Linked DNA regions of Homo sapiens: region 1 is linked to region 2. A link is a loop called in an ENCODE intact Hi-C map of the cell type or tissue named here. Cell type or tissue: IMR-90. All regions are shown on one strand. Each heading gives the region's core, and the rest is flanking DNA. Links, peaks and the distances in the headings are about the cores only. Region 1 overlaps SH3RF3 (SH3 domain containing ring finger 3). Region 2 overlaps SH3RF3 (SH3 domain containing ring finger 3).

Region 1 (12,943 bases), core at 4,837-12,836, 180 kb before region 2:
TAGCCTCCAGCCCCCAAGACTGCGGGACTGGCATGGACCCTGCCCAGCCGTCAAGGCCTCCCTGGGCCCTTTCCTCTTCTCCCACTGCTCTGTGTGGGGTGGCTGAGCACGGGGCTGAACCACAGCTTGACCTAGCATGTGGCCTCACACCAAGCATTGGATGGTGGTGCCTCGGTTTCCCCATCTTTGAAACAATATGATAGCAGTCCCACCTCATTAGGTGGTAAGTGCTACCAGCAGAGCCCCCTGTCAGAACCATCATTTTAGTATTTCTGCTACATTCAAGAAAAGCCAGAGATTGGAAGTCAGAAGTCCTGGCTCTGCCTCTGATTTAATTCAGAGCTAACAACAGAACTTCTTGGAATCAAGCTTCTTTACCTGTAAAATGGAGATGATACGAACCACACTTCGGGGGCTGTTGTAAGGATCCAGTGACATAACATATGTGACAACTCTATGCAGATAAAAGGCTGTGAATAGTCTCCCTTCCCTCCATCTGAGAAGCCCCCACCCTGTCCTGCCCCACCCTCTGCAAGGCCCCAGGGGAGGCCTCCAGGAGTGTGGCTCCCTCTCTCCAGGGTCCTCACAAGGTTGTTTAGGTGCCTCTCTAAGATCAAATGTCTTGTGCCATGGCCACCTGTGTGTTGTCTTTGCAGCTTTGCTGAGAGCTAGTGGTGCTCACCCTCCTGGCTCACCCTGCAGCTCCCAGCATAGGCCTGGCCATGGAGCCTTTCTCCCGAGAAAGAAGACTCAACGCCCCTCCGCAGTTCAGGTACACCACCTGTCAGTGTCAGTTAGAGGCAGGGATACCAACTCCCATCACAAAACCCACAGGGACTGAGGCCTCAACTGAAGGCCCAGCTCACTGGCGGCTAATGAGGAACATCTCGGCTACACAGGCCAAGTGGTAGACTACTGTTCAGATAATGCCCTGACTCCCACTGTTCTCTCTGTGGTTGCTAAATCAGTAAAGGCAAATTACTTGTTTGCTTAGGAGCATGGATCTGGAAAACAGGCAGTGAAGTACGTGATTTGAATGTAAAACGGCACCAGGCCCTGATGGGTTGCTGTGTAATTTCTATAGGCAGAATACCTCCACTTGGCAAGCTGGCTGGGACGGCCTGCCAGGCACCCTCTCCAGACAGACTGTGATGGGCATTGCCTGCATTTCCTCTGGCTCTCCTCTTCCTACACTCTTGTGCTTGAGGTATCAATTCTATTAGGGAGTACAGGTTTGGCACCCAGCTTTTGAGTTCTGAGGGTAGACTTGACATTGGATAAGTAGACTTGAGTTTGAGTCATGGCTGTCCACTGAACTATGTGACCTGGGGCAATTCATTTAACCTCTTACAACCTTGATTGCTCACGTAGCAAATGGAGGCAAGAGTGGTATCCACACAGCCTTGTCCGGAGGGAGAGTGAGCACACAGCAGGCCTCCTTACCACAGTGCCAGGCCTGCAGCTACCTCCCCAGTGACTGTCCATGCTGTGTTAATCTTGTACGAGTTCACTTTTTTAAAAAAAATTATTTTATTTGCTCATACAAGGGTCTATGTTGCCCAGGCTGGACTTGAACTCCTGGGCTCAAGCAATCCTCCTGCCTTAGCCTCCAGAGTAGCTAGGACTACAGGCATGCACCACTGCCTGGCAAGGTCACTTAATTTTTATGGTAGAGTAAAATGGCTCTTTGCTAAGTGTTCTTCCAGCTCAAATGTATACGTAGATGTGTCTCAGCCAAGAGAACAGTGAAAGCCTGTTTCAAGAAACACGTGGTTCCAGGCATGGATCAGGCTGGCGGCCCAGCCCTCTGCCAGGTGTCAGGCTGGCTGATTGGAGACAGATGCACCTCTCTGGAGATCAGTGGGCTCCTGGGCTCTTCTGTTGGTGGGATTCCCTGCACCCCCATCCTGTGCTCCAGGGAATGGCAGCCATGGCTCAGGCGCCCCAAGGGCCAGAGAGACAAGGGTAAGACCAGGAGAGTGCTGGTCTCCGAGGTTAATACCAGGCACTTCTGGTTACGAAGGACTTGAATAATGACAAGAAAAGGAGGCGAGTCATCTACAGCAAGCCACCCTGCCCTTCCAGGCACATGAGCCCCTAGAGGGGAACTGGAGACCCTCCCCACCCAGCCCACCGCTGGCTTCTGTGGCTTGGCTCTTACTGCCCAGCTCCTGGGTCTCTGGCATGTGCTGGGTACAGACATTTGATGTCACGACTCTCCCATCTCCTTGACTAATGCCATCCTGATACAGATTCGGTGCACCCCACACAAGAGCACTGAGAGGCAGGTGCGTAAGCCAGCTGGGCTGGTCAGCAGGCAGGTGGGCCAAACCTTCAGGTTCTGCTCCTACCTGGGTCCCTCTTGGCCTCTGCTGGACCCTGCTCCTCCCAACACGTAGACACAAGCCTTCTCCATGTTCATTTTTATTTAAAGACTCAGAAACACAGGCATCATGGTTTGTCATCACTGACAAGTCTTCCAAAATCACACGCTGACATTTGTGTCTAACAAAAACACTTGGGATAGGGTGTGTGTGTTTGTGTGTGTGAACTGTGCAAAGTACAAAGGATCTCCCAGTCGGCTGAGCCTGTTTTGAAGTGCCCGGCCTGGCATCACCCCATGAGGATGCCAGGAGAGCACCCGTGGCCGCCATCCTCTCTGCCTCCCTCTGGGCAGAGGCCCCTGGTGGCCTGCAGTCCTGTCCCCTCGGTGTCCACTGACTTCAGCCATGGCTGTGGACTCTACCATGCTCCTCAAAGGAAATCTCTGTGGCCCCCCAAGGCCACTACATGGCTAAGATGTGTACATCATGGGGCCAGGATGAAACATAAGGGTTAGTTTCATCTTAACCGCCAAACATGTGTACCCTTTGAGGCAAGATGGCCTGAAGAAAGGGCTAATTCTGCTCCTGCTCTTCTCTGCGAGCTACATCATCATGAAGGCTGCAGGGCCTGAACGAGTTTAAAATACTCAGAAATGCACATGGGCCATGCATTTCCTCTGCTCTCAGGCAGCCCGGCATTGGCTCCAGAGCTCTGGCCAGACCCACGCATCGCTCTCCTTCCTAAGGTGGCACCAACGCCCACCCGACTCTGCCCTGAAAGCGGCCAGCTGACATCCTCCAAAGACATGGAGATATTCGCCCCAGCTCTCTACCATGCTGCATGCAGTGGGCTGTGTCCTCGCCCCCCACCAGGAGGGTGAAGCACATTTCTACCTGAAGCACCACGTGGGCCATGCCTGGGAGAGTAAGAACGTTCAGGTTACTCTATTCTGTTGCTTGGTACCTGCGCGCCTTAAAAAAAAGACTTCAAAAAAGTTACCTGGAGACTTGACTTGGTCTGGTTTCCCTGGAGAACACCTGCGTCATCCAGGTTGTTGATCTGTGCACCTCTTTGGTGACAACGTGAATTTAAACACGCACAGGATTTTGGTGCAGGATGGGCAACTGATGAAGTTTGGCAATAATGGTAAATAGAGAGCTTTTGGTTGTCATTAACCTGGCACACAGAAGTTACTATGTTTAAGCCAGACTTTTTCTTCTTTGATTCTGAACAACTTCTTTGAGTCTATTAAATCTATTATCATCTTGGGGGAGGGAAAGGCATGACCCCCGCCGTGTGGTGACCACCTGGAAGTAACAAGTAGCCAAGTCACGTCCCAAAACAGGAACTCTGAAAATAAGCGGCCCGTGTTTCAAAGTCTTCATGCCAGGCAAAAGAATGTATTTCTGGAATTGGTTACATCCCTGAAAACCAATGACACCCTATGTTACCAAAGGCTAGTTTCTTCAGCTTAATTTAAGTCTGAATGGTATTTGTAAAAATATAGGTGGAGAGAGGGGTGATGGATCAAAATTTTGAGGTGATAAAAATGTGTTCCTAAGGTGTGAATCTTGAGAACAAAATTGTCCCTGAAGGGCTCCTGATCAGTCTTCCTGGGAAGTGAGCCATGGTGCTAATGAATATACATTCATCAGCCCCACTCAGGGAGGTCCCAGCATCAAAGCTGCACCTCCTCCTCTCTCGCCCTCCCAACTCCCCGATCTTGCAAGCCTGCAGCGGTGCTGCAACCCCCTGATCTCCTTGTACCTCTGGTCTCCAGCAGATGAAGGTTTGCACTGCCTGAAATGGGAGCAGTTATTTATTTTTAAAAAAGAAGAAAAATGGTGGTGGTGATCTAAACTGTTGTAGAAACTGCACATTTTGATACCAAGAAATCATCTTCTGAGAATGCTAATTGCAGTTCTCTCTGAGGCAATAAAGGGAAGATTTTGCCTTCCCGGCTGGGGTTGACCTGCGTGCTCCTTCTACCGCCACACAAAAGGACAATTATAGTGGCCCTTCCTCGAAATGTTTCCAGGTCTTGAATAATAATCATCACCGTCTAGACAGAGCGCGGGGTTTTGGTAAGAGTTTAAAGAAACCGGCTGCTTCCAAGCTCCCTCCGACCCCCTCAATGGATCCACCCCGCCAGCCCCCAGAGTACTGGCCAGCGCTGAGGTGCGGGATGGCGGCTTCTCGGCGCTCTCCCAAAGCCATATGGGAAATATAAAAATTCTGCCCCTTTGATGTCGCCTCAGACATCTTTTCTTTCAAGCTCAACCAAGTCATTATTAGTTTTACAAAAAGGCAGCACCAGATGTATGAAAAATAGGCAATGTCTGACCTATTAGAAATATATAAAGTCTAACAGCTTTATGTTAAAAATATGCTGTAAGAAAGAAGTAATGCAAGGGACAATGGTGGTGAACAGAAAGTGTTGCTTATACTACTGGCAGGCGACAAGCCCACAGATTCTGCTCTGGTTCCCAACAGGGGCGGTGGGGTGCCCCTTCCGGGGCACCCCCAGGGCCTCACAAACACCCCTGCTGAGCAGCCGGGCGGCAGGTGACTGAGGTATATAGAATGGTGACAGAGCAACCTGGGCCCCGCGGGAAGCCCAGGGCAGCCCAGAAAGATGATCTCCAGCGCTCCTGGCCCCCATGCCACCCACCTCGCCTGCAGACCTCCTGCAACCTCCAACCCTGCTTAGGTGGTAAATGAGAACGCTGCCATGGCTGCAAACCACAGCCACAGGCCTGCCTGCGCCGGCACCTGCCTCTCTTCCTCAAGGTGCTTTCTTTGCAGTTTCCACAGAGGGGGTGGGCATTTCCTTGAAGAACATCCCAGGTGTGCTCTCCGTTTGGGGGTTTTGGGAGAAGGCACGACCTCCACAGTCCCTGGCCCCCACCCTGGGCCAGGGTATCCCCCGCCAGGTGCCTTGGAGATGACCTGGAACCCTTGGGGCGCCATGGCTCCCTCTCTGTGTGCCGTGGAGCTTCCCAGGCGGCCTCCCCCTCTGTGAGCTGGGTGCAGGGAGCACCAGTTCTCAGAAGCTCTCGACGAAGCTGCCCGGGAAGAGGCCTGTGCGGCCGTTCCGCTGCAGGGTCCCCTTGTACCAGCCGTCCTCACGCTTCTTGTGCACAAAGACGATGTCGCCTTCCTTCAGCTCGATCTCCGCCTCACTCTGGGGTGGGTACGAGACCACCACGCGGTACCTGGGGAAACAGCACAGTGGGTGAGCCCCACACAGACAATCTCCATCTGCTGGGTCGTGCTTTCTCTTCTTCCCTCGGTGTAAATTATTGTTATTTGCTGCTATTTTCCCACTTTATACAATTTCTATTTATCTTTATTTTTAATTTTTTCAAAACTCTGGAAATTTTTCATTTTTTAATAAAAAAAATTTAAAAGGCATTTCCCCCTGCTGTCCTTTTAGACGCTGATCTACGAAGAAGCTGGACTGTTTCACTCCCTTGAAGATTCTCCACCCAAGCACAGCCCCCCATCTCATATCCACGCTCCTGCCCTGGCCCACCCACCTAGACTGCGGCCTCCCAGGGGCAGGGGCGGGGGAGGGTCAGGAAAAACTGTGTCCCCATTTGCCCCATCCCAGTGTCAAGACCCTGGGCTCGTGTCCTCACCTCTCCCTCTGCAGGTTCCTCTGAAAAGCACGCTCCTCAACTGCAGCACCACCTCACAGGTTGGGGCCCAATGTGATGTGTGAAAGGTACTTGGAACATTGTTTATGTAAATTGTCCTTATTTTTTTGAGACAGGGTCTTGCTCTTCCACCCAGGCTGGAGTGCCGTGGTATGATCCTAGCTCACCGAAGCCTTGAGCTCCCAGGCTCAAGTAAGCCTCCCACCTCAGCCTCCCGAATAGCTGGGACCAAGGCACATACCACCATGCCCAGCCAATTTCTAATTTTTTTTTGTAGAGATGGGGTCTTGCTATGTTGCCCAGGCTGGTCTTGAACTCCTGAGTGCAAGTGATCCGCTGGCCTCAGGCTCTCCAAGTGCTGGGATTACGAGCATGAGCCACCGTGCCTAACCTGTCCTTATTTTTAAATGTGCTCCAAAAATCATAAGATTTTTTTCCCAGTGCCTTAGCATTGGAACTGGCTGAGGCCACAACATCAACATCAATAAGGCCCAACTTTCCCCACATCTCATTTCCACAAGACTTGGGCCCCCTGCAGCCTCTGAGGCCTCTTTGGAGTCCCTGTCTTCAGACCAATATGCTGTAGTGTGGAATCAGAGACAGGAGCCTTCCCTGGGGTCTTCCCTGCATGGCCTCCGCCTGCAGGGACCCAGGGGCATGGGGTGTGCTGCGTGGCAGGTGCTGGAGCTCTGAGTGCACCCCAGGGGCTCTCTGGGCTGTGGCAGGTGCTCCTGGCAACACTTAGCTGTGGCACTGACCAAGAGTTCTCTCCTCGACCACACTCCAGCCTGGCTCCTCTGAGCCCTCTTCTTGGCTGGGCCTCACCTCTGCCTATAACAACTTGAACAACCACTAACATAGCTTCTAACAGCTCAAGGTGGCATCCCTAGGCTGACCCCAGTCCCCTTTAAAGTGCCTGCCTGAGAAACCTCACGGCAGCCAAAAGAATCGACTGTGGGTTCCAGCCACACCTGAGGACAGCCACACACTGTCTCCTGACTTCAGTGAGCACGTCAGCATGTCCAGATGTGTTCACACGGACCACCCGCTTCCACCATCTGTAACTTTTCACTTCCCCCACTCTCCTGAGCCCCCACTCGCTGCCTCCCTGCTCCCTCATTCTCTCTTGGAAACCCCCAGTCACTTGTGTGCCAATTGAACCTGAGCTCAGCTCAGCCTGGACCCTATTCCCCATTGCAAATGTCAGTTATGTTGCCGATTAAAACCTGTCTGACTACTTTCACTAGTGTCCGGCTATGATTATGTTTGACAGGACACACACACACATACACACACACCCCCCTGCTCTGCTATCCCACACCCATCCTGCAAGCCACAGAGGAGGAGGAACAAGGCTGAAAAGCAGCTGTGGTGGCCCCAGGAGAGCCTTCCTCTAAAACACTGCCAAGGACGAACCAGTTGGGCCTTGTGCCCTCGGCCCTTATGCTTAGAGTCTGACAGGCAGGGCCCCATCCCCACTCCCACTAGCTGGGCCTCCCTCTGCCCTGGGGAAACTCCACAGGGGCATGCTTGCCCGAAGCCTGGCTGGGCCCCTGCACCCCCAGCCCTTTTGTGGGTGAGGATTGTGCAGTAAGGGCTGAGAGAAGATGCCCCTGGGCCACCAGGGTGTTGGACCGCACATCTAAAGCCCAGATCCCACATGTGGTGGATTTTGTGGCAGGCAGGGTGCAGCTATTCTCTCTGCCTAAAAACCCCTGGCTGACGGTCCCTCAGACACCCACTTTGCTGAGCAGCACCGAGATGGGCCTGGCAGGGCGAAGGCACTCAATAACCAGCACTGGACTGCCCGGGTACCCATCTCCACAGACGCCGAGGCTGTCTAGGAGACACGGCCCCCGCGGCTCTGGATGCCTTCCCTGGTGGCCTCCGTGCAGGTCTCCTGTGGGTGGCTCCTGGTCCTGGCGGCTGCCCACTCTGGGCCTCCTGCTTTCACCCTGCTTGGACTGAGTTGCCTCACAGCTGAGGCTCCTTTTGGGCAAAGGCTCAGAGGGCTCCAGCAGTCCCCATCCCTCTCAGAGGAGGGGCCACAGTCTAAACGCCCCAGCATTCCCAGGCCCTCCACACTGCGCCCTTCCCACTCCACCAGCTCTGCCCTGCCGCGCCCTAGCGACCCCAGGTGCACCCACCTCAGGGCTCCTCCATATGCTGCTCCCTCTGCCCAGAACGCCCTTCCCTGTGTGGCCACGCCGGGCCTGCCCTTTCCCAGCTCTTACCATCTTCCACTGCCCAGCCATTCACCTGTTTACCCAACCCATCCTGCCTCCTGCACCAGTCTGCAAGCCCCATCGCCACAGGGATTACTGCACACCTGCTCCAAGTGTGGCTCACATACTTCAGGACCCCCCACAGTTCCCTGGGCCCATCCTGGACCTACTTGATACTACTTAGGGGGAATGAACTAGGGAATGTGGATTTTCAGCAGCTCTGGGAGGGAATGCTTGCACATTGGTGTCTGAAAATCGAGCTGAGTGCATGCTCAGGGAGGAAGCCTTTGCCCTTCCCCACCCCACGTGTTCACAGAGCCTGGGGCGCAGAAGCCATGGCTTTGGGGCAGTTTGGCTTGGTGCCAGGCTCAGGAAAAATGTGCAGACAGGAGACCAAGGCCCAGTCCTATGGAGTGCACAGCCCCTGGGCACACAGGCCCAGCTTGCACCAGGCTGGCAAGAGGAGGAGGCATGGAGGATGGGCTCCTGAGGCTGACTTGGGGGTGCAGTGTTCCTACTCCTGGGGAAGCAGAACAGGCCAGGTTCTGGGTCGCAGTCCCGAATACCAGCCAACTCTAAGTGTCTCAGAGCATCTACGGGTGCACGATGGTTGGACTGGTTCCCATGGGCTATCTGCCGGCGAACCAGACTCTGCTCTCAGGGACATGCAGGCGGGAAGGAAGGAGGGCAGGCGGAGGCACCTCCTTCCTCCCAGCTCAGCGTCTCTGTGAGGGCTTCCTGCTGGCCCTCCTTCAAGGAGGACAGATGGCTGCCGGGATGCAGCCAGCGGTCTGTGAAATCAGACAGCATACACACAAACTGAGGCTGCGAGGGCCCACAGGATCAGCGCCATCCTACCTGTGGCCTTCTGCCATCCTCCACCTCTTCCAAACACCTGCTCCTCCTCTCTCTTCCCCAAGGAAAGAAAGGAAGGCAAAGGGCGAGATGATTTCTCAGACTTTGAATGCAAGTTTTGGCTTTTGCCTCAACTTCCAGATGTGAAATAAACAAGCAGCTTTAAAAATATAATTTGTTAGAAAGATGTAATTTGGTGCTTCTGAGCAATTCAATGATTTAATGAGCCCAGATGGATGTGGGCTGAATTTATACGAGACAAGTGTTTAACGTTTCTGTCCAGATCATTCCAAGACTCTGAGCTGTTCTTCCTGCTGCAGGAAAGTAATTGATACTCCCCGTTATAGACACAGAGCGCCGTTGTCGTGTCCGTGTCAGCAGCTGAGGATGACAGCTACTCCCAGGTCACAACTGTGCGTCATAAATCAGCAAGCAACTCTGCCCTGCTGAGTATAATTAAGGTTATGGCAACCACAGCTAATTTTCAGACACAGGGCTCAAGGAATCCAAATGGGCAAAATCAGAATGAATTCTCATTCCATTATTATTACCATTAGCTCTGTGTGCGAGGTTTGGATGTTCTGCTTTCCTTGGGGGTCGTCTGCTTCCCTCCCTGACAACAGAGTCTGCAAAGTGGCCCTCCATGTGGTAGCCTTTTCAGAGCACTTGCTCCAACACAGGAAGACGAATGAGCCCCTGAGTCCATGGAATGTGCTGGTAACAGAGTGGTGTCTGCTAGGAACTTGGGGATAAGAATACTTCTATACCCTGGACACTAAACTGTAATATCAACACACATATTAGTTGTTTATGGCTATAACGAATGACCATAAATGTAGTGGCATCATACTATAAAAATATATTATAGTTCCGTCCATCAGAACTCCAACGTGGTCTCACTGGGCCAAAATCAAGGCATCTGCAAGGCTGGTTCCTCCTGCAGGCTCTAGGGTAGAAGCTGTTTCCTTGCCTTTCCAGTTGCTAGAAGCTGCCTTCATCCCTTCTCTGGAGGCTTCTTCCTCCATCTTCAAAGGGGAGTGCTCACATCATGCCACTCTGACCTTCTCCTCTGCCTCTCTCTTCTACTCATAAGGACCCTTTGTGATTACACAGGGCCCACCTGGATAATCCCGGGTAATCTCTTTATTTTAAAGTCAGCTGGTTAGCAACTTTAATTCCATCTGCAACCTGATTTCTCTTTGCCATGTATGGTAACATAGTCATGAGTTTTTAGGGTTTAGGGCATAGACATCTTTGGGGGCCATTATTCTGCTCACCACACACATAATGGATCAGATCAAGGAACGCTGAAATCCTAACAAAGCCATATAACTCACAGGCCATCAAGAGCTGAGGATGAGCTGATCCGATGTGAACATCTGGGGAGAAGCAGGTCAAAGGGGCAGGAGTCGGCCAGGCCGTGCTGCAGGTGCCCTCACCCTCACTGACTTACTATTATCATAGATGTCACAGCATATGTTACTATTAGAGAGGTCATAGTGAAAGGTGAAGCCAGCTGGACTTCCTGGGTCGAGTGGGGACTTGGAGAACTTTTCTTTCTTATGAGAGGATTGTAAAATGCACCAATCAGCACTGCAGCTAGGAGTGTAAAATGCACCAATCAGCACTCTGTAGCTAGCAAGAGGATTGTAAAATGCACCAATCAGCACTCTGTAAAATGCACCAATCAGCGCTCTGTAGCTAGCAAGAGGATTATAAAATGCAGCAATTAGTGCTCTGTAAAACGCGCCAATCAGCACTCTGTAAAATGCACCAATCCGCACTCTGTAAAATGCACCAATCAGCAGGATCCTAAAAGTAGCCAATCACAGGGAGGATGGAAAAAAGGGCGTTCTGATAGGACAAAAACAGAACATGGGAGGGGACAAATAAGGGAATAAAAGCTGGCCACCCCAGGGCAACCCGGTGGGTCCCCTTCCATGTGGAAGCTTTGTCCTTTGCTCTTCACCGCGAAGGTCTGTGGCTCAATTCTTGAAGTCAGTGAGACCACGAACCCACCAGGAACCAACTCTGGACACAATAGCATATATTATTATTGTTGTGTTTAGTGTGCACTCATACTTTTTCTGGTGTTAATCTAGGTGATTTACAAGTATTATACCCAGACATGTATTATTATCCCCATTTTATGTATGTGGAAACTAGGACTATAAAAATGAAGAAAGGGGGCCAGGTGCAGTGGCTCACGCCTCACGCCCAGCACTCTGGGAATCCGAGGTGGGCGGATCACTTGTGGCCATGAGTTTGAGACCAGCCTGGCTAACATGGCGAAACCCCGTCTCTACTAAAAATACAAAAATCAGCCAGGCATGTCAGTGGACGCCTGTAATCAATCCCAGCTACTTGGGAAGCTGGGCACAAGAATTGCTTAAATCTGGGAGGCGGAGGTTGCAGTGGGCCAAGATTGCACCGCTGCACACTCCAGCAGACAGAGTGAGACTTTGTCTCAAAAAAAAAAAAAAAAAAAAAAAAAAAAAAAAGGAATGAAAGATATTCAGGATGAAATGGCCGGTAGGTGGCCCAGAGTGTCTGTCTACTCAAAGCCTCTCTACGATACTTGATACTGCCAAGGTGCAGAAGAGCCAGGAGGCAGGCATCCAGTGGGCAGGAGGGGCTGGTCCCAGAACTCAGCTTGCCTGGCCCTGCACCAGAACAGACCAGGGTTGGTGTAGCTGGGGAACTGGGGCATTAGACGGTTCTAACCTGATGCCATGTGCATTTGCTGCCTGCATTTCCCATGACCACACCCGTATTCTGAGTTCCACAAGCAACTTCTGGAAATTCAGCTCCCTCTGCACATAGTCCGCAGGACAAGAATATGCCAGACACCTAAAGATGAGGTCCTCTTGGAAGGAACGGGGCATGGCCCTCTAGGTGACTTACACCCCAGGCTCGTGGGCTTGGCTCATAAGTCTACTTACGAGACTGGCCTGCTGCCTGCCAGCTGCTGGGGCAGGGCAGCTGAGCCTGCCAGCCTCGCTGACCCGGCCCCAGATTGCTGCTCACAGTACACTCCCCTAGTCCTTTCTCAGAGGAGCTCCCTCTGCAGCACCTTCTACTTGAATGTCCTTCCTCTGAGAGTGGAGAGGAGAGCAGCGCCCGCTCTCTTTCCAGAGTCTTGAAAGAGATGGTTGAGATCTGGAGGAGTCTGGGCACAGGAAAGGCCCAAGAAATGCAGGCAGCAACACTGCCCATTCCTCCTTGGCATTTTGGGGTGGAAACCTTGACCCTGACAGCCCATACTGCCCTGCTGCCTGCATTCCCACTTTCATGATCACAGGTGGGCCTTGCACACCTGAGGCCCTCCAGGAGTGCTTGGCAGCTGAGTGTTCTGGCCCCACTGCAGGGACTCTCACCTCTGCACAGGGCGCAGCCCAGCAGCTCCTCCTCCAAAGTAAGCCTGGAAGTAAGTTTTACTCACAAGTCTGCAGGGCCCAAGTCCAAGTGCTCTCTGGTGCTGTCCCAGCCCGAGGAGTCAGCATTTTCCCAGTCATGCCCTCAGCTCCGACCTGCTAGGGCTCCCCAGGATACCAGGCAGCCTGTGGCTACCATGTTGAGGGGAGGGGGCACTTCTGGGGCTCATGAGCAGTTTGGTTTCAGGCTGTTTTTTGGAAACACTTCTCTTTAATGAGTGCTACAGAGTGCTTGGGTGCAAGGAGCCACCAAAGAGTCTCTGGGTACAATGACCCCTGATTAGATGGAACACTCAGAGAACGGGAGTGAGTCTCTGAATTTTCTAATTCATCAGAGATGCCCATGACTTTATAGAAACAGGGTCTTTCAATACTTTTTATTGAGGTGTCTGGAAGTCATGTCTTTGAAGATAAAGTTGAGGGGTCTGGGGAAGAAGGATCCTAG
Region 2 (16,944 bases), core at 3,772-11,771:
CCAGGCCACTGGACTAAGATGACTGCCTCTGTGGACACATGGCCAATTCCTCAAGAAGACCACAGAGCAGCCACCAGGACGTGGGAGGAAGGACGTGGCCAAGCTTGTCATGACCACCCCGTTAACAACCCCAGGGAAGCCTCAGCTCTCAGCCCTGCTCAGAGCATGGAGAAGGCAACTGGGAGTCCAGGGATATATTTGACACTCAGACATTCCACCTCTGGATAACACTGTGTTCAGGTGAAATATTTTCATGTTCCTGCCACCAAAGTGGTCATGAACCACTGTGGTTCACACACACAAATGTGGGGGAGAGGAAGACCATACTGACAGATCACAGGACACAGTGATGACCAGGAGCATACAATGGTGAATGGCATCATCCCACGCTGTTTCTGGAATTCCCTTCCTATATCAGTACCATGACCTAGGCATCCTGGATAACCTGGAACGCTAGATTAGAAAGTACAAAGATGATTCTGAATGCACTGTCGAAATCAGAGGCTCACAGCCCCACCTAGAAAGTGTTCTTAGAAAAACAAACATGTGTAAACAAATGAATCTAGCCAAGTCCTCAGATGTAACTACCAGTTTACAGGAAATACAGGGAATGGAGGAGCAGGGGAGACAGCACCATGAGGATGCAGCCCACATAGTCAAGGGTGGGGCAGCTCTCCAGGGAAAGGGACTATGTTCTTCAACAGATTAATGGCATGAAGGAAATAGGTGGAAAAGAGTAGGAACTTCCAGAAATAGAAAGAAGTAAGAGAGATGGAATCCTATGCCATGAGTGGACCTTATTTGAATCCAGGTTTGAACAAAACAAGCATAAAAAGACATTTTAGAGACTATGAGGGAAATCCACACATGGACTAATATCAGGCAACTACTGTTAATTCTGACAGTGTGACAATGGTTTGGCTGTTTTTTGTTTTAAGACTTCATCTGTTGGTAATACATACTGAAATATTGAAGGATAAAATAATATGATGCCTGGGATTTTCTTTAAAGGATTCCCCAAAAAACAAAAAAAGTGGAGGGACATATGGAATAAGCTTGGCACCATGTTGACAGCTGCTGATGCTGGATATCGCCTGACACAGGGTCATTGTCCTAGACCCTCCATGATTGTGTATGTTTGAAGGTATCCATAATAACAAGAAAAAGAAATGAATTGCTAAACTGACACAAAAGAAAATTTATGCAAAGGGCAAACATGAAAACAGGAACACTGGGAAGTGGTATGTATATGTAAAAGTCAACTGCTTTTCTATCTACCATGCACAAGTAGCTAAAATATATAATTAAAAATACTTTATATTTTTGTTGCTATTTTAAGTGGTACTAGGTAGAAATTTAACCAAACATGTACATTTCCTTTATGGAGGATATTATGCAATTTTACTAAAAGATATTAAAGATGGCCTAAATAAATTGCAAGAAATATGATGTTCTTGAGTAAGAGGACTCAGAAAAGCTGTAATTTTCTCCCAACTTGATGTATAGTTCAAATGCATTTCCAATTTAAATCTCGACGGGATTTTCAAGTACTTGACAAAGTACTTGACAAATTGATTTAAAATGTATGTGGAAGAGTGAAAGTCCTTGCCCTGCTAAAATATCAAAGCTTTAAATAAGTTACAGTAATTACAAAAGAATAGTTTAATCAACAATAGACAAATAGACCGATGGAACTGAAGGGAGGGTCCAGACACAAACATGTGCAGATGATGTGATTTACCAGCGGCAGGGAAAGGCTGGGCTGTTTAATCAATGGTGTTGGCAAGTTAGGTTATCTAGATGGAAAAAGAAATTGTCCTCCACCTCATCCTATATACAATATTATTTCTAGCTGAATTAACATCTTAAATGTGAAAAGCAAAACTATAAAACTTTTAAAAGTTAATAAAAAGCTCCAGGGTAGGAAATGATTTTTAAATAAGACACAAAACACTGACCATAAATGTTCAGTGGAACAACATTTAAATGTTTTTAAAAACCTTCCATTTATCAAAAGACATTAAATACGAAGGAAAAAGACAATCCATAAACAGAAGATATTAACAACACATTGCAGAAACAAGGTATTAGCATCCAAAATATGTCAATAACCCAGCAGTTGAACTGGAACCGAATGGTAGAGCCAGCGTGCTCAGGTGTGAGCCCCTGCTCTCCCCTCACCTGCTGGGGAACACTGGGCCAGTGGCTGTGCGCACCTACGGATACTCTCCCATGAGACAGGCGTCCCCCTAAGAAAACCTACTTTATTGGGAAGGACTGAAACAGTTACTGTATCCAGAACCACTTAGAACAGTGGCAGTAAACACCAGGTAAGAACTACCCATCTATCTTCAAGAACAGATAGATCTTTCAAGAAAAAGATAAGTTAACTTAAACAGGCATTGTAGAAAAGGCTATGAACACAAATGGTCCCCAAAGACCTGAAAAGTGACTCAACAGCATTGGTAATCCAAGAACTGCAAATTAAACCACAATGAGATGCCATTTCACACCCACCAGATTGGCAAAAATTTAAAAGTCTGGCAACAGCAAGTGTCGGCAAGGGCGCAGAAGGAAACGTCTCTCACCACTGCTGGTAGGAGTGCAAAGTGCTGCCTGATCGCCAAGCCATCCTGTTCCAAAGAACATAGTATTCTCCAGGGTAAGGATGTACTTCTACATGAACATTAAAAAAAAAGAACAACAACAACTGAAATACCCATTAACTGTGAAGTAGATAGTCTATGATATACTCAGATCCATGAAAAACTGTACACTACATAAAAAAACAAATGAGCGACATCTATGTACATCAACACAGCTGATTCCTTGTTGGGTGGAAGAAGCAAGTTACAGAAAAACACCTTCTGAGGCTAAATCTGTAATATTCAGCACCAAGAACAGATAGATAAAATCAAATAAACAATGTAGACCCACATACGTGTGTGTCCTTAAATGTTTTACCATGGTGGAGAAAATGTGGCATACGCCCAGGATACCCCTGGAGGGCCTCTAGGTCTCCACATTTCTTAGGCTGATGGTAGATATACTAATGTTTGTTGTTGTTCTTCTTTAAACATGACATATACGTTACGGTTCACAGTGAAAATATCATTAAAAATAAAGCAGAAAGACTATTCATTTCTAATGGAAACACTATGCATACTTTCAACCCTCTCTGAACTTTTTCCCAGGAGTGATTTGGAACAAAGGGAGGTGTGGTCCCTGCTCGGGCCAGCATCTTTGCCCTGCAGTAATAAGGAGGGTGCAGCAGGCACCTGAACCCCTACACACTACTCCAGGCTGGTAGAGTCTGCAGGACATTCCAAGGAACATGTAGTGATGCCTGGCTTGGAAACCAGGAGATGAGTGGGCATATAGAAAAGAACCTTCTAGCGATCAGTGCTGAGAATGGAACAGGCTGCTTTGGGAAGTGGTGAGTGAGTTCTGTAACTGTTTTGGATTAAAGCAGACTCAGAGCAGCCATATTAAGGGATGTTGTAAAGGGGCTGTGTCACTGGGGGAAGCGGGGAACCAAGAAAGGAAATGATATGCTGTACATGGTGGCACATGCCTGTAGTCCCATCTACTCAGGAGGCTGAAGTGGGAGGACTGCTAGAGCCCAGGGTTTGAGATTACAGTGAGCCATGATCACACCACTGTACTCCAGCCTGAGTGACAGAGCAAGACCTGGTCTCCAAAAAAAAAAAAAAAAAAAAAAAAAAAGAAAGAAAGAAAGAAAGAAATTAAATGGCAGTCCCTGAAATCCAATGACTCCTGGGATTCTACGATTTCTTGGCTTACTCTGTGTAAACCGACTCACTTTGACTCCAGCCATGCCAGCTGGAGGGATGAAGTGAGACACTGATCTTCACAGAAAATTAAAGACCAGTGAGTTGTTTCCGAGCACTGCAGAGGAAATGTGGCCAAGGGACCCCTCCCTGACCTCTTGGGCCTTGTCAGAGCCATGGCATCCTCCCTTCTAGCCTCTAGGAAAAACAAGACACAAAAACCACACACATTTTAAAAACATCTCTTACGCAAGCCAAAGGCCTCTCCCAGAACAAACTTTTCCTTGCCAAAACTGTGTGATTGTATTTGTCTATACTAGTCATTACTGTATAGGAATGGCAAGAGGAGAGGGTTTGGGGAAGCGACAGCTCCACCGTTCCTTCCAGGAGACAGTGTGCCAGCGTGCGTGCTTGCACACACCTCAAGGAGAGGGACGGAGAGTACTGTCCTTGGAGTTACAGGCAGATTCATAGTTGGTCTCTATCCCCGTCTGGACATTCATGCTCTCCTTCAAGTCATTTGGCGCTTATGCAGCAATTCTAATTTCATCTACTTTACTACCAGCAGGGATCCACAGCTTTGGGATCCAGGAGAAAGGAGTTCCAGGAGAAAGGATCAACTTCGCCTTCTTCAAATACTGTCTTCAAAGGGCTTATTAGCACTTTGCAAATATTAGTCAACAGATCATCAACCTGGTTTTCCTTCTATTAAGATGACAGTTGTAACTTTCATTATTATTTTAAAATCTAAAAGATTAATCAAAACTACTTCACATCCACTAGGATGGCTAAAATCACAAAGACTGGCAATAATGAATGTTGACAAAGATGTGGAGAAACTGGAATGTCATACATTGCCGGTGGGAATGGAAAATGGTGCAGCCACTTGGAACAACTGCCTGGCAGCCCCTCAGAAGGTTAAAGAGAGTTACCATGCGACCCAGTACCCCTACTCCTAGAGCAGTGGAAACCTGTCCACAAAAAACTTGTACATCAATAGTCACAGGGCACTACCTGTGATGGTGAAAAAGTGAGAACATCCCAGATGTCCATCCACTGATTAATGGTATAAGCAAAATGTGGTCTAGCCACACAATGGATTATTATTCAGCCATAAAAACATGAAGTAGTGAAACATGCTACAACCAAGACGAACCTTGAAAATATTATGCTAAGTGAAAGAAGTAAGACACAAAAGGCCACATATTATCTGCTTCCATTCATAGAAATGTCCAGAAAGAAAGATCCACAGGGACAGAAATTACATTAGTGTTTTCCAGGGGCTGGGGGAAGGGGAACAGAGAGTGACTACTGATAGGTATGGCATTTCTTTTTACAGTGATGGAAAGTTTCTGAAATTAGACAGTGATGGTGGTTGCACAGCTCTGTCACTATACTACAAATTACTTTTAAAAAGATAAAAACATAAGAAAAGCTAAAAGATTAGCACTCTGAAATATTTGGAGACCTAAAATAACAAAAATAATTAACATCTATAAAACATGTTGACAGCTTAGAGAAGCATCCTCATGCCCACTCTTACAGGAGGGTGGAAGAGCAGGCCACCTTCACCTTATCTCCTCGAGGCACAGGCTCAGGGAGCTTGGCGGACACACAGCTCAACCTCACCAAAACCCCATGCACATCAGGAGTCTCCAGCCCCAGTGCAGATGCACATTCAGCTGAGTTCAAGCTTCGCTGGGGGCTCAGACTTATGCCCCATCTACCACTACCTACAATATTCTTCCTGGAGAGGGACAGCATGCTACCAATCACTAACAGAGAATGCACTTGGGTTGGTTGTTTTTCTAAATCTCACTGAATATTCTTTGGGATAGTATGTGCATATGTGTGTTTGTGATTCTTCATTTACACAAATGCCCATTGTGGTGAATATGTGGATCCTATAGCTGGAGTCATACAGGTATCTTCTTCAGTTTGTCTTCCTCTGTGTCACCTGCTTCATAGACACTTGCCCCTGTGCCAGTCAGTGCCTGCTATACACCCAATGACTCCCAGCCCAAGACCTGATGAGCCAGAGGGTCCTGATGGCCCCCGGCCCTCCTTCCCACTCTAGAAATACACACCTCCCCTTCCCACCCATTGCATTGTCTCTGGAAGCCGAGGCCTCTCTCTGGAGCATATGCTGGGAGCCCGGGCACAGTGGCAAAAGCAGAAGCCCCACAAAGTCTGCAAGCTCCCTCCTGTCTCTGATAAAACATTTCAACGAGACCACCTAGGGGTATAAGAAAATCCCTCTGCAACACAGCTCAGCAGCCTTGCCCACAGTCAGATTTGGCCTCTTTATATTGCCTGCCCACTCTCACTAAATTCCAATCTAGCCAGGGAAAAGCCACCTCTTGGCCTCATCTTAACATTACAAGGTTTGTGCATGGAACTTTAATTGATAGCAATAAAGCTGTCTGCCCATATCCTGATGTGGGGAGATTTGCAGGCACCAGAAGCCTGATTTCTGAGTTGGAGAAGGGTTCTTATTTGAATCCTTATTTGCTGGAAAAGCAAAATATGAGCTGATCATCTACCTCTTAATGAATTAGAAATCACTTATGTGGGTGCCCTGTGTGCTCAGCTAATGAGTCCTTTTTAAAAGGTTATTTCTGCTGGAGACCAGCCTTTGACATTTGACTGGCGACTACTGCAGATTTATTCATTCAGCAAATTTATTCTTGCAGTAACTCTCAAAATCAGTGCACACTATTACACAGCACAGGCCCTATTTGTGAAATTATTTATAGGCTTATTTAGAAATTTCAGCTTCCTTAAGATGGACAATTTTATTGGCTGATTTAAGCTCAACTCTCAGGCAAAGACAACTCACCCGCCTCCTAGTTCAGGCTCCTGGATTCCTGCCACCCCAACTGCCTAGTCTGCCTGTGGGAACATTTCGGCACATGTTGAAATGTTCTGCCTCTGCCGGCCCTGGCTGCCCTCAGACTCCATGGGTTTACAGAGCAGGATCTGGATTTATGACTTCAACAGGAAATGCAAAATACACAAAGTTCCAGCAAGAAGGGAGAAGGAGTGGTGATTATTCGGGGGATTCCAGAATGCTTGAAGGGGCGCTGAGTCTCCTGTGTATCCGTGTCTTGTCTCTCTCTTCCTCCCCCTTACTCCTTACCCTTCTTTTTCCCTTTCCTCATTCTTTCCCTCTCCCCGCTTCTCTCCCTTACCCTTTCTCGCTCCTTGCTGTGCCTTCCAGTTGCCAAGGTGACTTATTTTAAAAAGAGCCATCCACTTCTTGAAATGTGGTATTTGCTTTCATACTGAATAACGAGGACCAATCATCTTCAGAGCTCTGATCCTCCAGAAAAGGGCCCCATCTCCCCTTCAGAGAAGTCCTGAAGTCCTGACCACACTGGGACTTGAAGTAAGCAGTGGGAATCCACTGGAATTTGGCAGAACCTTGGGATTGTCATGGCCAGCCTCTGATGTCAAAATGTGACCAATCCCTCGCGAACACATCTCTCTAGCAGAATAACAGTAGTTGGAAGTAGATCTTCCCTCCAAAAATCTGTCTATACTTGAGTTGCACGGCAGGGGGCCAGGGTTGACACTTATTACAAATTTATTCATTTTTGCCAGATCCCTTCTGCCACAAGAGGGTTTTATCTAGACAAGGTTCCTAAATTGGCTTTGCAAAATGTAATCCTCTATTGATTGTCTCATCTCCTGTAATCCATCCAGTTATTGGAGAATGTTTGTTAAATTTCTATTTTAATAAAAACATCAACCACAACATTTATCTTCCTTTGTTAAATGGAAACAAAGCATAATCTAATTTTAAAAATACTATAAGCTGATAATCAAAATTCAACAACTGTATGCCCTGAACTCAACTAATTTCCACTTCAAATGCTCCTAATCCACATAGGCTTTGGCAATGAATGATGACGTTCTGGTATGGAAGAGGCAATCTGCATGCCACATTTGCTCTACCAATTTACTAAATTAAGTGGCAAGACAATAAAGGAATGGCGTTTTAATGAGAACAGCCTAATTAAAAGTGAATCCGAGGATATAAGGTTTGAGTTCTATTACTGACTGCATACCTCAAAGAATGTGAAGAGCTGCAAAGAAGCGTTTGAGAGGTGCATCCATGCACATGGCGTCTTGTGTGTCCGTGAGTCTTTCTTCCATGAATACTACTTATCACTAATCATTATCAGTAGTAATCATTACTTACATGTCTATAAGTTATCAGTAAGAGCAGCCATTTTTGAGCTCCCATGGAACAATCTATGTAGGTATGTAGATGCCTTACATACAATCTAATCCATATCCTAAAACCCTGCAAGATGGCAATATTACCATCACTTTACAGATGAAGTGTTTGTGGTTCAGAAGGTTAACCCAGGTGATGAGTATCGTAGGGCAGGGATTTGAATCTTGGTCTGGTGCCCGAATCCATGGCCATTCCATCTGACCACTCTGCCTGTCCATGTACAGCAAGCAAAGCAATGTGCCTCGAGTTTTATTTTCTCCCAGCAGAAAGTTCATCTGCCTGACGTTGTTTACTTGTCTGTTCATCTGCGGGGCTGATATCTTTACAGAAGAGGAATGCCAGTAATTTTACAAGAACAACAGTTGTGCATATTGGGTGTTATAGAGCTGGAATCCAGCACTGATTTTGGTGACCTAGTAAGCAGAGGGTTTAGACATTCTGATTAGGTGGGGAGAGGCCTAAACTTCTCCCAGATAACAAACATGTATCCAGCAGGTAGGACAGCCTCCCTTTGAGCATGAAAGGGTATAACTGGCCTTGGTTAAGAAGACGTGAGGAGGAAGTTGTGGCTCACTGCCGAGGATGGGCGCCTGCGGTGGTTCCAGCAGGAAGGATGGTTTTGCACTCACTGTGGTGAGATCAAACGTTGTACCTGCTGCTCAGGTGGGCTTGGGAAAGGGTGAGGGCCTGTACCTCCCTCTCTAGTCCAGGTGGCCACTGGCTGCTGTGCAGAGAACAGGAAGGAAACCTCTGCTCTCATTCCCACCGCCCTCCTCTGCCCGGAAAGCAGCCCTCAAAAATGGAATTAGAGTCAATGAGCCGAGCAGAGGCAAGCCGAGGGCTGTGACGGCCATGAGAACTGGGGTGAGAGAAGAGTTGTGTTGCTTCTACAGGCTTTACAGGAGCACTAGTAGGACTTGGTTCCAGGCCTAAGGAAGGGACCATAAGAGGCCACCCCCAGCTTCGAGGAAGTAGCTCCGTGAAGACCTAGAATGGAAACAGCTCCAGCTGGGAACCTCCAGAATAGCACCCCCCACTCTCCATCACCCACTCTGACTTCTCTTACTTCTCACAGCAGCTCGTTCACCTTGCCCCTGCAAGGAGGGACCCCAGATGTAACCACCGGGGGATTTCTAGGTCCCAAATGCAGGGCAAATGGGCTGATACTCCTACTGGCTCTCTTTCCTCTAAGGGGACAGAGGTGCCTTTGTTTGGCTGGAAAAAGCTCCAGATTGGACTGGGCAGTGAAGGGAAACAGCCACACACGGCCTGGACAGGCTGGGGGCAGGCAGGCTGCACCTGCCCACACCATTTGGCTCCGGCACGGCACTCTTCAAGATCGCACACTTTAAAAAGAGAGGAGGAGATGATAAGGGGAATGTTTAAAAACAACAGGGATGATAAGAGAAGATGGGGGAGTGTGGGGCTTTCTGTTCTGGAACGAGCCCCACTGGGCTTGTTTTCAGCCCTGTGAGCCCCCTCTCACTCAGAATACACATCTGTACTAACATGTGTTTCTCTTGACCACCGTCACTACCCCAGCAGAAGTGCAAGAGTAAGAAAACGAATCACTTGTAAATCCAAGCTTTCAGCCCAGCAGGCTGAAAAGGATGCCTGGGTGATCCCCGGGACCCCACTGAGCCCACAGGCAGACACAGCTCAGGACATTGTCTCTTTGCAGTCAACTAACCTGCACTGGCTTAGGAAGAGGGGAAATAAATGTAGAGTTCATATCACGATGCCAGGAACCAACTCTTTCTCAACTCCAAAAAATGCAGCAAGCTTAACACTTGGTCCTGCAAAACGATGCCACTGTCACTATCTGGCATATACAGGGCGACAGCCAAGAACAGGGTACTGGAGAGTTACTAAGCCATGCCCCCATCTAGGCAGAGATGGGAGTGCCTCTTCTGCAGACACCTACAAGCAGCTGCTGTCCCTAAAGTGAGCTGTTCCAGGCAGGATACAAACACCAGGATCGATGGAGAGCCACTCCTTTCCCATCTGTAATCCCAGTTAGCAGAGGGCTTTGATCTGTTCTGGGACAGACACTTGAAATACAAATGTTCTCAGGGAAGTTATGAAGTACAGTTTCATTACATATTGAATTCACTTGGCTCACCTACCAGAGGCAAGGAATTCCAGCTGGCTTTGGTTCCAGAAGTTCATCCCTCTTTCTTCTCCAAGCCAATGTCTGCCTCTGAGTGGATGGGTGGCCTCAGGCCAGAGCTCGTCAGGGCTGGGCTTTCATGCTTTGTCTTTAGATTGGATGAGACCAGAAGGGTCAGTATCTGGCGGCTGGCCAGGGCAGCCCCGGATTCTGGCCAGGGCATGATCTGAGAGACCATTCTGGCTTCCCTAGGACTCTGATCTCACAGCTGACAAGAGACAAATGCTGCCCCCAGTGTGAGCATGAGACGATCCCCTCAGGAGCTGGCTCTACTCACATGACTTTGAACCAACACACCCGCAAGGACAAACCACAGTTCTCTCACAGCGTTTATCCCACGGTCGCCAAAATGATTGTGCTATGATTCAGTCACTCAGATAAACGCGTATGCCGAGAGCCACCCTGGCTTTGAGAGGAGGCCTCACACAATTCCCTCCTAATCTTCTGGCGCTCGGCGGCATTTCTTCCTCACCCCAGGTCTGTGCAGCGAGTGGGCAGAGGACAAGCACTGGGGACCGGGCTGGGGGCCGGGAGGCACCAGCCAGTCACGCTAGGAGGAGCAGTCGCATGGAAATGCTCCCGAACATCTGGGGCTGCGCTCAAATTTCAAAGTGATTCTTCTGCTTGCACAACTTTACAATCTCGGCATTTGCCAAATGCTTATGTTTTGCTTAATCTGAAATTAGGCAAGGATTTCTAGTCTCTCAATGTCCCTAGAATGGTTTTTCTGCTTAAAGGGGGCTTTTTTTTTTTGCGTACTGAAATTCAGCGTGCTCATGGCTTAGAAAAACAGAGGAGAGAAAGGATCACGATGATCCTCCCTGCCCTTTGCTTTTTAATGCCTGGCCTTCCGTTCAGATGCAGGCCATCCTTGGCCTTTGCCACAGAATCCATCAGGACAAGCGGCAGAGTTGTGCGAGTCCCCTCAGCGGTGCAGCCAGCGAGCTGCTGCTGGCCACATACATCTTTCCTCTTGGCTGGGACTCCAGTTATGTGCCTTCCTGAGAAACCTGACCCAAGACGGATGCGCTAGTTCTTAAAGTCCTAGGATACATCCCCAGTTAGCACCAGGACACTACAAAGGCACTCACGAGCAGAAGCCTGTTCACAGGGAGGCACCCTCGCACTCCACACTGACCTCACTGTGATTCCGTGGTGGAGAAACTGCAGCAACTAATATTTATGTACCTGAAGTCATTTAAACTCAGCCAGTTCTCTTTTTCCAGGCCCAGCAAGTCACAGAAACCAAGGTGGACTTTGACTGTTCTGTACCTCAGAAGGAGCAGGGAAAGAGATGAGGCAGGCCCGGCAGAACGAGACCTAGAACCAAGTCCCTGCTGTGAACGGGGCTGCTGCCAGAGCTATGCCTCCCAGACCCAGGGGAAGAGCAGGGTGGGGGGCTGGGCCTCCCCAGCATGGAGTAGACAGTGTCCCTTCTGAGCGCTAACAGGGAAAAAGAGCCCCAGACCTCTGGACTCTCCTCCACCCCCTGGGGCTGGGGCGGCACCTGCCCACCTGCCCACAGACGCCCCCTCAGGGACAGGCATTGCTGTCGCCCTGTCACCATGGGCAAGACTTGACGCTATCTGTGCACAAGCAGGAAATGCTACACTAGGAGATTCCATCCGGGTGGGAGGTAAGCTGGGGTCCCGAAAACCCCAACACCATGAAAACTTACATCCACAAAACATTTCATGAAACTTACATCTCATGAAAACATTTCATGAGAAACCCACTCATGAAAGTTTAGAGCAGCTTTATTCATAACTGCCAGAATGCGGAAGCCACCAAGATAGCCTCAGGAGGTGAGTGGATAAACAAACTGGGGTCCACCCAGACAATGGAGTGTTATTCAGTGATAAAAAGAAATCAACTATGAAGCCATGAAAAGACATGGAGGAACCTCAAACATGAATTACTAAGAGAGAGAAGCCAGTCTGAAAAGGCTACGCACTGTATACTTCCAACTGTATGATGTTCTGGAGAACGCAGAACTACAGCGACAGTACAAAGACCCACGGCAGCCAGAGGGTGAGGCCAGGGAGGGATAACCAGATAGAGCACATGGATTTTTAAGGGCAGGGAAAGTACTGAGTGTGAAACTCTAATGGTGGATACATCGCATTATAGATTTGTCCAAACCCGTGGAATGTCCAACACCAAGAGTAAACCCTAATGTGACACCACTCTGGTGGCTGATGCTGATGGAAAGGCTGCACATGGGGGCGGGGCAGGAGGTCTATGGGAATTCTCTGTACCTTCTGCTCAATCTTGCTGTGAACCTAAAACTGCTCTAAAACAGAAAGTCTATTTAAAACAGAAAAGCAGAGGAAATCTCTAAGAGGAGTGATAAGTTCTCTCCATGTCATGGGCTACCTTGTTAAAGGCTGTGTGTAGTGAAGATCACACTGACATCACACCTGTGTTCCTCCTGTGATAGACAGGAAGCCAGAGCCAGGGAGAAACATGGCACCAGGGCTTCTCCAGGAGCAGGGGCATGTAGAGCCAGCCACCATCACCTGGCAACATGTCCTCCCTCCATCCCCTTCCCAGCATCCACCCAGCCTCCTGGACCGAGGCCCACAGCACTGATAGCCCAGTTGGAGCTGTGCAGATCTGCTGCGAGAGATGAAGCCCAAGAGCCAGGACACTGGTGGAACCTTCCCCAGGCCCAAAAGTTCAGCAAAACCAGCTCTGAACACCTCCTCCAGCCTGCCTTGCCCTCTCTTTTTGAAAGCTTTAGGTTTTTCCTGCTTTACAATTGCATACTGGAAATGCACTTTTCTAACCACATCTAATCTCTAAATACTGGGAATCTTTGCAATTTGGGTGAAAAAAGCCCCTGATGCATGCACATATAATCTCACACAGTCAGACCAAAAAGACTTCTGCTAATGCATCTCAAAAGGCTCCATATTCTCCAAAACAACCCAGAGACACAGACCTATGCTGGTCGCAGGTGACGTTCTGGGAACTGGTGGCTTTGATGCCTAGATCACGTCCTGACAGGTAAGATCAAAGGTCATTCTAGGGTGGAAAAGCGACGACGTCCCTTCCACACCAAGGCAGCAACCGGCATTCACCTGAATACTCTAAATGTCACAATAGCCAGACATAATGAGATGAAAGAGCCCCAGAGGAACCCTGGGTGGGAAAGCCTGGACTGAGACAGAGCTCGCCCCTTTATAGACTGCCAGGAAAGCCTGCACAGGCGTCTCTTCTCTGGACACACACGTCCTTGTGCATCACTGACAGTTTCTGAAAGTTCTGCACAGACAGTGCACAACAGGCACACATGGTCCCCTTTGCTTACACCAAAAACGGATGGTCGTTCTGTATATGCACATTTTCATACTGAGACAGTTCCTTACTGCCTCTTAGTAAAAGCAAGTGCATTCTACAGACACAAGCTATTGCTTCCCTGCAACTATCCTACAGAGATAGGGACAGAGGTTTACTTTGTTTTGAATCACTAATGGAGTTGCAAGACTCAATGAACAAAGCACTTTACCTGGCTTGGCATTAGTTAAGAACTCCAAGTTGGTGTTGGACCCAGGGCCCTATTAAATTGCTGGGTGTTTCCCAGTGGGCACGTCTTTCTGCCTTACTATGGAGAGACTATAGCCCTCTCCACTCAGAGGACTCACACTTGACAAGGGGGACCCAGAGAAAAGTCATCAAATAAGACTTTCTGCTAATTATACTCAGTAAAGTAAAACAGGTTTCCTTTTTCTTCATTATTGTGGAGCAGTGCTGTCCAGTGGAACTTTCTGCACTGATGGAAACGTGTCGTGTATGGGCTCTTCAATGTGGTCGCTGTTCACTGAGTGTGGTCGGTGGCTACCTTATGGGACAGTGCAGCTCTGGAATGCCTGCTGGGGGTTCTCAAACTGTGGGCTTTGCCAAGAATGAGATTCATACGGGGAGACGAAGTTTCTTTTGGTCACCAGCGAGGGCTTAGCTCTGCTTCAATCTCTACCAACTCAGAGGGTCTCCTCTAATATTTTGGTGGTCTGATTCTCCTATTCACTAGACAGAAATATGATGCCAGTACTGTCACACCCTAAATTAAACAAAACCAAAATGGCAAAATAATTTACAGAATAAGAAATTGGCTGGTGGATATTATGCACTTGTAAAAAGATTCATCAAAGGTTTCATCAAGGAGCTGGTTTGCCTTATGCATGTAAAGGAGGATTAATTTACAAGTTTATACAAACCTTTAAAGACCATGGAGAGTGACAGACACATGCAAATTAAGATGGAGACACTATTTATGAAGTGGCAGGAATAATAAAAATGTATTAGTTGATGGTGCTATTCATATGGTAGAGAAATTCATTCCTGCACGGAGGTGACATCAAAGGTCATGCCGTTTCAGGCTGACCTGCTTTCCCCAGGGCAATCTGGTTCCTACCCTCTATCTCTGCTCCCTGGCTATACCAAGGCAGGGTTACAATCACTCTTATAAGATCTATGGGATTCACCCTTCAACGGAGCCATTTTCTGGAACCCTGAGCCTTTGGGATAACTGAGGATTTATCAGTTTAACCATTTCAAGAAATAAAACTTTCTCCTAAAACATATGCCAAGCCCCTGCTTTCTCAAGCAGGCAGCATTAAATATACATGACCCACATGGTTCTGGTGCCCCCATCTCTGGACACCCACCCGCTGGTCTCCCGGGACACAGACCACGACCTTGGCACCTGCAGTTAGGTGACTGCCCAGGCCTGCTGCTTTCCGCTACTGTGTCCCCCAAGTCCACACTTGCCCCGGGTCTCACGGCCCCTCTCTTCCCCCATAGCCTCTTCCTTTTCTCAGTGTCCAGTGTCCCACAGCCTGGTACTCCTTCTTGTCACTTTCCTCCCAGTTCCAAAGCCTTCAACTGTCTTGTGCCCTACAAAACAAAGTCCAAACACGGCACCCTGCATACGGGTCCCAACACACCTTTCAAATATCTCCTCCACTGCCACTCTTCAAATCCCTCTGCTCTGGCTGAGCCCACCTCCCTCCTCTCCCCCACATGCACTGGAATAAGCCCCTCTGTTTCACTCATGCTGCCACAGCTGCCTGGAGCAGCTGACCCCATCGCTACAAAGAAACCGGAAGCACCTTTCAGCTCAAGGCACATGCCATCACCTACAGAGAATCAGTCTCTCTCCACTCATCTCCCAGAATGTTTTCTTCCCATCCCCCTGGGATGTTGAGCCTGAGAGGCAGTGAGCCCCACTGCTGGCCGGGGCCCCTACTCAAGGCTAGGAGGCCTTGGCCAAGGACAGTCCCTATCTGGGCCTCAATGTCTTCCTCAGTGATGCTTAAGACCATTGCGATGACCAACTGGTACAGCGCTCACCCAGCAAGGAGGGCAGGGCCTGGCCCATGGCAAGCACCCAAATGTCAGCCAGGGAGGCCTGGCCTTGTATCCATGCCTCTCATGAGCACATCTTAAAATATGACACTTCACCTGCAGTCTCATCCCGGGCTGTGCATTAGGCTGAACTGCATTTAAATAAATGCAGCAAGAAACACAGATGCCAGCCTCCCCCCTTGGGATGGATGTACAGCAGGTTTGGGGTAAGGCCTGGGCCTTGTGAAGAGGAATAGGGATCCTGATATCATGCCGGTGTCAAGGATGCTGGCATAGACAAGCTCCCTAACCCCTTTCCAGGTCCCCTGGTTCTTCCCAGCTCAGCCCATGCACACAGATGAAGCTGACAGGCACAGGGCAAATATTACCTACAGTGTGAGCCAGGAGCACCACCTGCCTCTGAAGTATGTGGATTGCATGGGTTCCCTGTCTCCTGCCTCTTCTTAACACTGCAGATTTGCCCACCTGTCACAAATCAGCCCCCTTCTTCCGCATTACTGTAGATAAAAGTGAAATCCAAGGGCTGCTGTGGAAAACATAGGGCGGCTCTTCAATAACGTACACCTAGGATGACCACGTGACCCAGCAAGTCCATTCCTAGGTATACACCCAAAATCTAAGACAGGTGTTCAAGCAAATGTTTGTACCCAAATGTTAAGTGCAGCTCTACCCACAAGAGCCAAAAGGTGGAAACAGCCCAATGTCCGTCAGCAGATGAATGGATAAACAAAATGTGGAAATACCATACAGTGGGACATTCTTCAGCTATAGAGGGGAATGGAATTCTGATATACTCTATGATCCTGGATGAACTTCGAAAATACGAAGTAAAAGAAGCTAGACCAAAGGGCCATGTATCGGATGATTCCACTTATATCAAATCTCCAGAGTGGGCAAATTCACAGAGAAAGAAAGCAGGTTGTGGTGGCCTGGGGCCAGGAAGAAGGGGCCCAGCGGGGTGGCTGCTGATGGGTAGAGAGTTTCCTTTTGGGGAGATGAAAACTTCCCAAAAGGAAACTTCTGGAACTAGACAGTGCTGACGGTCGAAACATCATTAATATAATAAAACATAAATTCCACTGGCACACTTTATAATGACTTTCATGTTATAAGTATTATACCACAATAAAAAACCCGTTAAACTTGTTAGAATTATTAGAAAGAGGAGCAAGCCAACCTCGAGTGGGAAGCTCATTCACAAGAAAAGTGGGCAGGACTCAGAGCCCCAGCTCTGAGGTACATTTGTCCCTCTGGCCTTGTGTGTTTTGTTTACTAAACTGTGTAAGATTGTGTAAGATTTTCATTAGACTTTGTAAGATTTGGAGTTCTGAAATAACCAAATAACCAGTTCTGAATAGGTGACATACTTT

What was found. Hi-C counts contacts between places; a loop is a spot of excess contacts. Peaks named below come from ENCODE experiments on the same cell type or tissue, not always from the same donor. Only the 100,000 strongest peaks of a DNase experiment are listed, where the experiment ranks them.
Region 1: a loop joins it to region 2, with 3 times the contacts of the local background. A loop is called at or near these places in 11 of 110 quality-filtered maps.

The regions. Positions count from the first base shown.
Region 1 is chr2:109,494,100-109,507,042 of GRCh38, reverse strand. SH3RF3 (SH3 domain containing ring finger 3) reads right to left here. Exons shown (of 10, transcript NM_001099289.3): 10 at 2,409-5,540. The coding sequence ends at 5,372. It also overlaps a transcript of RANBP2 not described here. Among named protein-coding and RNA genes, the nearest start is that of SEPTIN10, 110 kb to the left of the region's middle. In IMR-90, for the core only: no CTCF peak of the experiment used is centred there; a DNase peak (open chromatin) is centred at 9,412; H3K27ac peaks cover 820 bases.
Region 2 is chr2:109,312,114-109,329,057 of GRCh38, reverse strand. All of the region lies in intron 1 of SH3RF3 (SH3 domain containing ring finger 3), which reads right to left. MIR4266 (microRNA 4266) reads left to right here and starts at 15,433; the gene lies at 15,433-15,487. It also overlaps a transcript of RANBP2 not described here. RefSeq lists enhancers at 10,211-11,199, 11,200-12,189. In IMR-90, for the core only: CTCF peaks have their summits at 7,362 and 10,767; DNase peaks (open chromatin) are centred at 3,957, 6,717, 7,237 and 10,517; H3K4me3 peaks cover 460 bases; H3K27ac peaks cover 4,819 bases.